2 separate regions of the Homo sapiens genome follow, and region 1 is linked to region 2. A link is a contact called in ENCODE Hi-C or POLR2A ChIA-PET data. All regions are on one chromosome and are shown on one strand. Each heading gives the region's core, a stretch centred on a gene start or an enhancer-like site at or near the end of the contact. The rest is flanking DNA. Distances are from core to core; before and after follow the strand shown. Region 1 overlaps TTC39C (tetratricopeptide repeat domain 39C). Region 2 overlaps ANKRD29 (ankyrin repeat domain 29).

The links. Hi-C counts contacts between places; a loop is a spot of excess contacts on that map. ChIA-PET counts read pairs that join two places held with the same protein, here RNA polymerase II (POLR2A). Pooled maps may share reads with other maps.
Region 1: a map of ascending aorta shows a loop between it and region 2 (5-fold over the local background). The contact joins two enhancer-like sites. A Hi-C loop is called at or near these places in 1 of 168 maps with a recorded cell type or tissue (ascending aorta) and 5 of 50 pooled maps. POLR2A ChIA-PET finds 5 or more read pairs at or near these places in 1 of 52 experiments (BJ).

Annotation. Positions count from the first base shown.
Region 1 is chr18:24,072,576-24,077,603 of GRCh38, reverse strand. All of the region lies in intron 4 of TTC39C (tetratricopeptide repeat domain 39C), which reads right to left. Among named protein-coding and RNA genes, the nearest start is that of TTC39C-AS1, 60 kb to the right of the region's middle. RefSeq lists an enhancer at 1,065-1,359. Within about 2 kb of position 1,528, at least 16 of the 41 ENCODE cell types and tissues checked have a DNase peak (open chromatin) inside an H3K27ac peak, as active enhancers do.
Region 2 is chr18:23,610,886-23,616,259 of GRCh38, reverse strand. It overlaps ANKRD29 (ankyrin repeat domain 29), which reads left to right. Exons shown (of 10, transcript NM_173505.4): 9 at 4,070-4,168. Among named protein-coding and RNA genes, the nearest start is that of NPC1, 27 kb to the right of the region's middle. Within about 2 kb of position 3,724, at least 2 of the 41 ENCODE cell types and tissues checked have a DNase peak (open chromatin) inside an H3K27ac peak, as active enhancers do.

The DNA of each region.
Region 1 (5,028 bases), core at 279-2,778, 460 kb before region 2:
GAACTATAAAACATTGTCCAATCCCGCCTAATGCCCACAATAAAATTAGAAAAGAAAATAAACAAAGGAAAAAATAAGCATGCAACTTAACATACATATTTAAATGCTCTATTGGGTCACATACAGAAAGAGTGAAAACAAACAACGCTGAGATGATGAGTGAATTGTTCTTTTTTATCTCCTTTTTCTGTCACTAAATAGTTTTCCATGTAGTAAACACATAAATAAATTAGAGAGTGCAAAATAGTTACTGCAGGATTTCGGAAGAACACTTTACTCCTACCCATTCTTAACTGGAAATTTGGAGGGATAAATTTAACTCCATTTTATCCTGTATTTTCCAGGCTACCTCAGCTTTATTAAAGGAAGTGAAGCTTGCACTAAGGGAAAGGGAACACCCCAGGAGAGAGCAGCAGGAATGCCAGTAGGAAGGAGCAGATGGGCGAGCGGCTTGGAGGCAGAGTGAAGCAGGGGACACACCGGGACAAAAGGGTGCAAGCCCAACAGAGGAGTGAACACCTGCTCCCGGAGAAACGGCATCTCTCAACGTGACGTCGAAGGGACCAGGATTATAGACATGAATGCTAACAATTCTGACCTCAGGTGAGGAGCTACAGAAATGGATGGTAGAACTGGAAACAAACGTTAAGAATCCATCCAATCCTGAGTACGTGGAACTAAATCAATAAAACACAACAGAAACCTCCACGGTGAAAACCCCACTCTTCTAGAATAAGAATACAATGAATTCAATCCGTCTTTAATTTTGTGCCTAAGATGGGTGCCAATGTCTGAAGGCACATGTTAAAGTCTATGGTAACAAGCTGTAAGGTCCTTAATTTGAGCCAAGGAAACAGAACCCAACGTTTTTGACTGAGTCAAAGATGATAAACTGATGTATGTCAAAACAAACTTAATGCTCATGTCGAGAGAGGCCATGTTGCTTTTACTACATTCTGCGTCCAACTTGGCACTGAAACAGGTTCTCGGGACTTGCCCTACTCTCCATCCCACACTCTGTAAAGCAAAAATTCCAGCCACAGCCAGGCCAAGCAGGAGGAGGCAGAGGCTGGGGGAGAATGCAGCACCGAGAACAGGACGCTCTGCACTGTGGCTCCTACAGGGGCCGCTCCAGCAGCTCCATGAGAGGACACAGCAGCTGAGTGCATGTCTTCCCAACAAGCAGAGAACACGCTATTTAAGAGCCATACACCCTGCACAGCCTTTCATCTGGCTGCTCTGAAAGGTCAAGTATGAATCATTCAGCTGTCGTTATCGCTGTGTCTGTGGAGGGAGGTGGAGACAGCAGAAAAACCACAGAGCAGGCCGGGCGCGGTGGCTCATGCCTGTAATCCCAGCACTTTTGGAGGCTGAGGCAGGCAGATCACTTGAGGTCAGGAGTTCAAAACCAGCCTGGCCAACATGGTGAAACCCTGTCTCTACTAAAAAATACAAAAAAATTAGCCGGGCTTGGTGGCAGGTGCCTGTAGTTCCAGCTACTCAGGAGGCTGAGGCAGGAGAATAGCATGAAACCAGGAGGTGGAGGTTGTAGTGACCCAAGATTGTGCCACTGCACTCCAGCCTGGGCAACAGACAATCTGTCCCACCTTATGAGGACCAGGCAACAACTAGCTGAGAGATGGAGGGGGCGAGAGGAAACCCTGCCCCATACGGGGACAGAAGTCTTCCCTGGGAAAGGGCAAGAGCTGCTTGCAAAATGGGAATATCAAGTTACATGAAATTGATCTTGGATAAATTTTGTAATTTTTCAGGGGGACTGTATCTGGTGCAAGCATCTATTAAAGCCTGTCTGTCCAACTGTCCCGGAAGGAGGCTGGTTAACCCATGGCAATTCAGGCTTGCCTTTCTTGTGTCTCAAATAATAGAGGTTTTTTTTTTGTTTTTTTTTTTTTTTTTTTGAGACAAGGTCTCACTTGGATTGCTCAGGCTGCAGTGCAGTGGCACTATCTCACCTTACTGCAGCCCCGACCTCCCAAGCTCAGGTGATTCTTCCACCTCAGCCTCCTGAGTAGCTGGGACTACAGGCACACGCCACCAAGCCTGGCTGATTTTTTGTATTTTTAGTAGAGATGGGTTTTGCCATGTTGCCCAGGCTGGTCTCAAACTCCTAGACTCAAGCAATCCACCCACTTCGGCCTCCCAAAGTGCTAGGAGCCACCGTGCACAGGTGTGAGCCACTGTTCCTGGCCCAAGACTTTGAAGGACAAAAGATGATTTAGTTTTCACCAGTCAGCCCACTGCCTCGTTATCTTCAACCTTCACCAACAGACTTTTTTTTTTTTAATTATACTTTAAGTTCTAGCGTACATGTGCACAATGTGCAGGTTTGTTACGTATGTATACATGTGCCATGTTGGTGTGCTGCACCCATTAACTTGTCATTTACATTAGGTATTTCTCTTAATGCCAACCCTCCCCACTCCCCCCACCCCACGACAGGCCCCGGTGTGTGATGTTCCCCACCCTGTGTCCAAGTGTTCTCATTGTTCAATTCTAACCTATAAGTGAGAACATGCGTGTTTAGTTTTCTGTCCTTACAATAGTTTGCTCAGAATGATGGTTTCCAGCTTCATCCATGTCCCTACAAAGGACATGAACTCATCCTTTTTTATGGCTGCATAGTATTCCATGGTGTATATGTGCCACATTTTCTTTATCCAGTCTATCATTGATGGATATTTGGGTTGGTTCCAAGTCTTTGCTATTGTGAATAGTGCCGCAATAAACATACATGTGCATGTGTCTTTATAGCAGCATGATTTATAATCCTCTGGGTATATACCCAGTAATGAGATGGCTAGGTCAAATGGTATTTCTAGTTCTAGATCCCTGAGGAGTCGCCACACTGTCTTCCACAATGGTTGAACTAGTTTACCGTCCCACCAACAGTGTAAAAGTGTTCCTATTTCTCCACATCCTCTCCAGCACCTGTTGTTTCCTGACTTTTTAACGATCACCATTCTAACTTATGTGAGATGGTATCTCATTGTGATTTTGATCTGCATTTCTCTGATGGCCGGTGATGATGAGCATTTTTTCATGTGTCACCAACAGACTTCTAATAGGCTCACTTCTCCAATCCCAATATCTTCCTGAATGGCATTACCTTTCCTCCATTTCCTCCCTTTAATTATGCCTGAGGTTGCAAATTTGTGAATTTTTGCAATCAGATCTTGGCAATGACCTTGAACCGTAGGATATAAATAACTCCCACATGCTTAGCGTTCCAATAATGGAACACTAGGCATGAATGGATTTTAGTATCCACCCACCATGTTCTAGGCAAAAACGTCCTACCAGGTTCTAAGGACACAGAGAAGGAAACGGACCTTCATGCTTTATAAACCTCCTCAGGGATAAGGGATCCTTGATCTTCCCAAAGATTCAGAAACACTTGTTCCCTATTCAACCTCTATAACTAACTTATATGTCTATGGCTGAAGTATCCTGCTGAATTAGAATTTATTTACTTACTTATTTGTTCCTACTGCCAAACCATGAGTTCTCCCAGGGCATGAAGTGCATCTCATTCATCTCAAGACTACCAGCACCTATCATCTCACAGCATGTGGGCACATAGGAAATGCTCAACATATGTGGGGAAGAGGTAAAACAGCAGGTAGATTGCACAGTCCCTGCCCTCAAGGGGTATGTAGCCTAATACTTTAGGCAGACATGTAAATAAATATGAGTATTGCTATGTGATACCTGCAGTAAATGGTGATGTACAGGGTATAAGTAATAGCACAACAAAGGCCAGATTGGCTGGGCATGGTGGCTCACACCTGTAATCCCCACACTTTGGGAGGACAAGGCGGAAGGATTGCTTGAGCCCAGGAGTTCAAGACCTGCCTGGGCAGCATAGTGAGACCCCTATCTCTACAAAAAATTTTTAAAAAATTAGCCAGGTGTGGTGGTACATGCCTGTAGTCCCAGCTACTCAGGAGGCTGAGGCAAGAGGATCACTTGAACCTGGGACCTCAAGGCTGAAGTGAGCTATGATCTCCAGCCTGGATGACAGAGTGAGACCTTGCCTCTTAAAAAAAAAAAGAACCAGGATTGATATGAGGAGGGAATGCTGTACAAAGGAGGAAGGCCTGGGTTGCACTTGATTAAGCATAAGAGAAAGATAAAGGGGGTAGGGGTGTTCCACACTGAGAGGGCAAGGTGAATAAAAGCTCGAGGCAGCAGCGGGTATTCAGGGAGTGTGAGAATCTCAGCTCAGCTAGATGAGGTAGTGGAAGGGCAGGTGGCTGGGAAAGAGGCAGGGTCTTACATGCCCCGCACAAAAGGAATTCAGACCTTCCCTTGCAGGTGAGGCCCACCAGCTAAGTGTTTAAAGCATGGGTTTAAGCAGTTCTGGAAAGATACTCTAGCAGCAATGGAGAGTGTGGCCCAGAGGGAAGCAAGAGGCAGTGTGGCTACTATTCTAGCCCAGGGCTAGTTCCCCAGGGTACAGGGAGCACCTGAGGGAGAAGGTCCCAAGGAACCTGGGTTTCTGGGCCACTTGGAAGGTGATAGCACAAGTAACCAAACTAAGGTGGGAGCACGTGGACAGCACCAGGATTTCAGTTAGAAAATGAGAAAACCATGGCTCAGGCCCTGGTTCTGTCATCACCAACAAGCTGCATAAATCATTCAACTGCAACTGTCTCACCTGTCAAGTAAGGAAAACAATCTCATCTGAGGAAAACTAGAGTATATATGTTGCCAAGAATACAAAGGTGAGAAAGACATGGGCCCTCTCTTCAAATCCAAAAGGAAATAAAGGAAATTTATAATCAAACAAGGTGGCAAGTGCCATAAAATATGTTTTAAAAATAATTTATCACAAAAGTAATATATTCTTGCTGCAATAAAAGACACTTGGATAATAGAGTTAAAAAGATATAAAGTAGTATGGGAAATTAAAGAGATGATGGAGTAATTCATTATAAGGAAGTTTAAATGAGATAAACACAAGCTTTTTTAAAAGTAAGAAGCATTGACCGGGCACGGTGGCCCATG
Region 2 (5,374 bases), core at 2,475-4,974:
CTATATATAGTAAATTATATACTGTAAATACATACTATATAATATATAGTACATATAGTATGGATGTATTATATACATACAGTATGTATAGAGTATACATACATACAGTATGTGTAGAGTATACATACATACATACGGTATGTGTAGAGTATGCATACATACATACGGTATGTGTAGAGTATGCATACATACATACGGTATGTGTAGAGTATGCATACATACATACGGTATGTGTAGAGTATGCATACATACATACGGTATGTGTAGAGTATGCATACATACATAGTATATATACATACATATAGTATGTATATATTATATACTATATAATATATACATACTATATAGTATATACTATATAATATAAATATATACTATATATACTATAGAGTAAATATTTATGTCTAGTAATATTTACTGAAATGTTAGTGAATATTACTGTTACCAGATAGCAAATATTTTAGGCTGTGTGGGCCATACAAGTCTCTCCCAACTGCCCCAACTCTGCTGTGGTAATCCAAAAGTAACCATAGAAAATACAACAAAAAGGCCCAGTGCGGTGGCTCACACCTGTAATCCCAGCACTTTGGGAGGCTGAGGCAGGTGGATCGCTTGAATCCAAGAGTTCCAAACCAGCCTGGGCAACATAGCTAGACTCCATCTCCACAAAAAATGTTTTTAAAATTAACTGGTCATGATGGCATGCACCTGTAGTCCCAGCTACTTGGGAGGCTGAGGTGGGAGGATGGCTTGAGCCTGGGAAATGAAGCTGTGATCGAGCCACTGCACTGCAGCCTAGGTGACAGAGAAGCTCCTGTCTCAAAAAAAAAATCTTAATTCCTATAAAACTTTATTTATGAACATTGTTATTTGTGGAATTTCATATTTTCACATATTACAAAATATTTTTCGTCTTTTAATCTTTTTAAAATCATTTAAAAATGTAAAAACAGTCTGAGTGCAGTGATTTATCCCTATAATCCAGCACTTTGGGAGGCTGAGGCAGGAAGACTGCTTGAGGCCAGGAGTTAGAGACCAGCCTGGAGAATATAGTAAGACCCTATCTCTACAAAAGTTTAAAAATTAGATGGATGCCATGGTGTGTGGCTGTAGTCCCAGCTGAGGCAGGAGGATTGCTTGAGCCCAGGAGTTCAAGGTTACTGTGAGCTGTGATTGTATCTTTGCACTTCTGCCAGGGCAACGGAGTGAAACCCTGCCTCTGCAAAAATTTTTAAAAGTAGAAGCCGTTCTTAGCTTGCAGGATTTGATTTGCAGGCTGTGGTTTGCTGACCCCTGAGATATAATGCTCCTGTTTTATTACATACAGGACACCAAATCTGTTCTAAATGGACACAGCGGCTTAGCTTTAGGACTGTCCTCTCAGAGTCTATCAATGTATATAAAACCTACTTGCCCTTGAATGACCCCAGACACTTTTTGGATATTTTGTGTCTGCTCTTTATATTTTTAGATTCCATTCTTGCTGACAGTTAATACAGAACTGCTGTTGTCAATGTGTTGGCCTCTCTCCCCTGCCCTAATGAGCTCATGAGCTACTTTCATCTGCCATGAGCTTTTTTTTTTTTTTTTTGGAGACAGGGTCTCGCTATGTTGCCCAGGCTGGTCTTGACCTTTGAACTCCTGGGCTCAAGTGATTCTCTCATCCTCCTGCCTCAGCCTCCTAAAGCGCTGGGATTACAGGTGTGAGCCACTGTGTCTGGCCTGCCATGAGCTTTAGAAGCCAGAAAGCTGCACTTGTTAAAATTGTTTGTAAAGTAAGAATAAACCATCTATGAAAATGAATTCTATGAACAAAAGGAATAAGCTTTAGAAAGCTTGGACTTTGCAAAATATAGTCTTGTTTCAAACAGCTCTTTTTTGGCTTTTTAAAAACTCCTGGTCTGGTGTGGTGGCTCACACCTGTAATCCTAGCTCTTTGGGAGGCCAAGGTGGGCGAATCACCTGAGATTAGGAGTTCAAGACCAGCTTGGCCAATGTGGTGAAACCCCGTCTCTACTAAAAATACAAAAATAAGCCAAGAGTGGTGGTGTACACCTGTAATCCCAGCTACTCAGGAGTTTGAGGCAGGAGAACCTGGGAGGCAGAGGTTGCAATGAGCCGAGATCACGCCACTGCACTCCAGCCCAGGTGACAAGAGCAAAACTCCATCTCCAGAAAAAAGAAAAAAAAGAGGCCAAAAAGCTGCACTTGTTAAAATTGTTTGTAAAGGCCGGGCACACTGGCTCACGCTTGTAATCCCAGCACTTTGGGAGGCAAAGGCGGGTGGATCACCTGAGGTCAGGAGTTCAAGACCAGCCTGGCCAACATGATGAAACCCTGTCTCTACAAAAATACAAAAATTAGCTGGGCGTGGGGGCTCATGCCTGTAATCCCAGCACTTTGGAAGGCCAAGGCAGGAGGATCACGAGGTCAGGAAATCAAGACCATCCTGGCTAACACGGTGAAACCCTGTCTCTACTAAAAATACAAAAAATTAGCCGGGTGTGTGGCGGGCGCCTGTAGTGCCAGCTACTTGGAAGACTGAGGCAGGAGAATGGCGTGAACCCGGGAGGCAGAGCTTGCAGTGAGCCGAGATCACACCACTGCACTCAAGCCTGGGTGACAAAGCAAGACTCCGTATCAAAAAAAAAAAAAAAATTGTAAAGTAAAAATAAACCATCTATGAAAGTGAATTCTATGAATAAAAGGAACAAGCTTTAGAAAGCTTGAACTTTGCAAAATCTAATCTTGTTTCAAATAGCTCTTTTTTGGCTTTTTAAAAACTCCTGGTCAGGCATGGTGGCTCACACCTGTAATCCCAGCCCTTTGGGAGGCTGAGGTGGGCAAAACACCTGAGCTCAGGAGTTGGCGACCAGCCCAGGCAACATGGCGAAACCCTGTCTCTACAAAAAATACAAAAATTAGCAGAGTGGCTGTTACACACCTGTAGTCCCAGCTACTCAGGAGGCTGAGGCACGAGAATCGTTTGAGCCCTGGAGGCAGAGGTTGCAGTGAACTGAGATTGCGCCATTGCACTCCAGCCTGGGAGACAGAGCGAGACACTGTCTCCAAAAAAAAAAAAAAAAAAAAAAAAATTCTGACCCGTGTTGCATGTAGGTGAAGTTGATAGATTGGCTAAGATTTAGACAAGTAAATTGTTACAAGAGTAGTGAATTATCATACATACTTAAAAGCAACCATAGAAAAATGCTACTTTGTGGGAATTTTTCTCTGGGTATGATATTTTACTCTTTTACAAAATCAGAGTGGTTTTTATTATGAGCAACTAATTAGGAAACTAAGTTTGCATTAGGTACTATTTATGGACATATGTACCCTCTAGAACCATGTCTTATGACTGCCCACTGTTCTTAGTTTTGTTATAGTCTCCTCCCCTCCTCTCCGTGGTCCAGCTACATGCTGCATTTAGCTGGTTCCTTATTTTGATAAATATTTGCAGTAAATGTCATAAAACATTAACAACTGACCTATGAGGCCCTTCTGTGCTCAAAAATGCTCCAACTCAAAGCTCCGGGGCATTGCCTCACCCCACATACCCTTCCTCTTAAGCCCTGTAGCTCCACAATCACAGTCCTGCCCACCTGAGTGCTCAGAGTGTCTGTAGCTGGTCTGACAGGTCAGCCCGTTGGCTAAACAGCTCTTCCTCTAACCTCGCTGGAAGTGGCTCAGCAAAACTACAGACTGTACGTGTTGTCCTTACGTGTTGTCCTTGAAGAACAAAAATGTTGGGCACGGCGTTGTTGTTTCTTCTGCAGCAAGTTCCAAAGTATGTAAAACAGACTGAGTGACCATGAAGTCATGTGTCCCCTCAGCCCTATTCCTTATTTCACTTGTAAGAGAACATTAGCAATATTTGTACTGACCATTGGTTATGTATCCAAGGACACTATACTAGGGGCTGATGTGACTTTGAAAAGTACAAGGCAAGATAAGGAAGGTTACGGGTATGAGGTTACAGTCTTATCACCCAGATGGTTTATGATGAAAGCCATGCTGAATGCCAATGGCTGTGAGCTCACTCCTGACACACACTGTCATTTTCTCTTAGAATGGGACATCAGCGCTCCATGCAGCAGTGCTCAGTGGAAACATTAAAACAGTTGCGCTGCTCCTAGAAGCAGGGGCAGACCCATCCCTGAGAAACAAGGTACCCACTAAGCAATCTTTTAACTCGTTTGGGCCCATTGATGTGTCCTCCTAGGCCAGGAAGGATAAACATCTCCCTGGCTCCAGTCACCATCTTCATTCTTTGCATAGTAAGGGCATTCAAGGTTGCTGTTAGTAGGTGATTAGTGAGCAGTACAGTTGGACCCAGGAAATTCTACTGTTAATAAAAACCCTGACTCATATCAATGGTTTTTTTTTTTCTTTTTTAACAAACCCTTGTGTCAAGGGCTGACTTTCAATAGATTTTTGCAGCGAGGGAGGTGCTCTGCTATGTACGAAACCCTGACCCAGAAGCCGGTCATTTACAAATGGTTTAGCACCAGGTTCCCCATGGACGTGCGTTGTGTGATGGGTGAGGGCGCTATCAATGGTTTTCTTTTTTTCTTTGAGAGGGAGTCTCGCTCTGTCACCCAGACTGGAGTGCAGTGGCGTGATCTTGGCTCACTGCAACCTCCACCTCCCAGCTTCAAGCAATTCTTCTGCCTCAGCCTCCTGAGTAGCTGGGATTACCGGCGCAGACCACCATGCCCGGCTAATTTTTTTGTGTTTTAGTAGAGACGGGGTTTCACCATGTTAGCCAGGCTGGTCTTGAACTCCTGACCTCAAGTGATCCACCCACCTCGGCCTCCCAAAGTGCTGGGATTACACACATGAGGCACCACGCCCGGCCAGTGGTTATCAATGAACAGTGGTGCACTCTCCTGGTGGAGGCGAGGAAGAAAGGGAGAGCAGTTACTATGGGAGTATTGTTCTGTCATCTAAGATGTACCCTAAAAATGCCAAAATTCTGGTAGTTTATCACCATTCCCATAAGTTCGATGTTCATATCTTGAAAATTGCTTGTGCTATATTTGGTTGCTTTTGTATTGTTAACAGGAGTACATGCCACTGTTACAAAACAAACCCACTTTTTTCTAGTCCTAAATTCTTCATTTACAATTAGGCCAAACTTCGCGGTGGGTGGGTACACAATAAGAATTTTTTTAAATGATTGTCATTTTACTTCCTCCTCTTCAACATCTGCTTAAGCTGGCACATGTATAGATTGCAGCAGAGGAGAGTAGCCTAGGAAAGGTCTTGAGAGAATGCATGCGCCAGGCGCAAAGGCCCACTCCTGTAAACCCAGCACTTTGGGAGGCTGAGGCAGGTAGATTGCTTGAGCCCAGGAGTTCAAGACCAGCCTGGG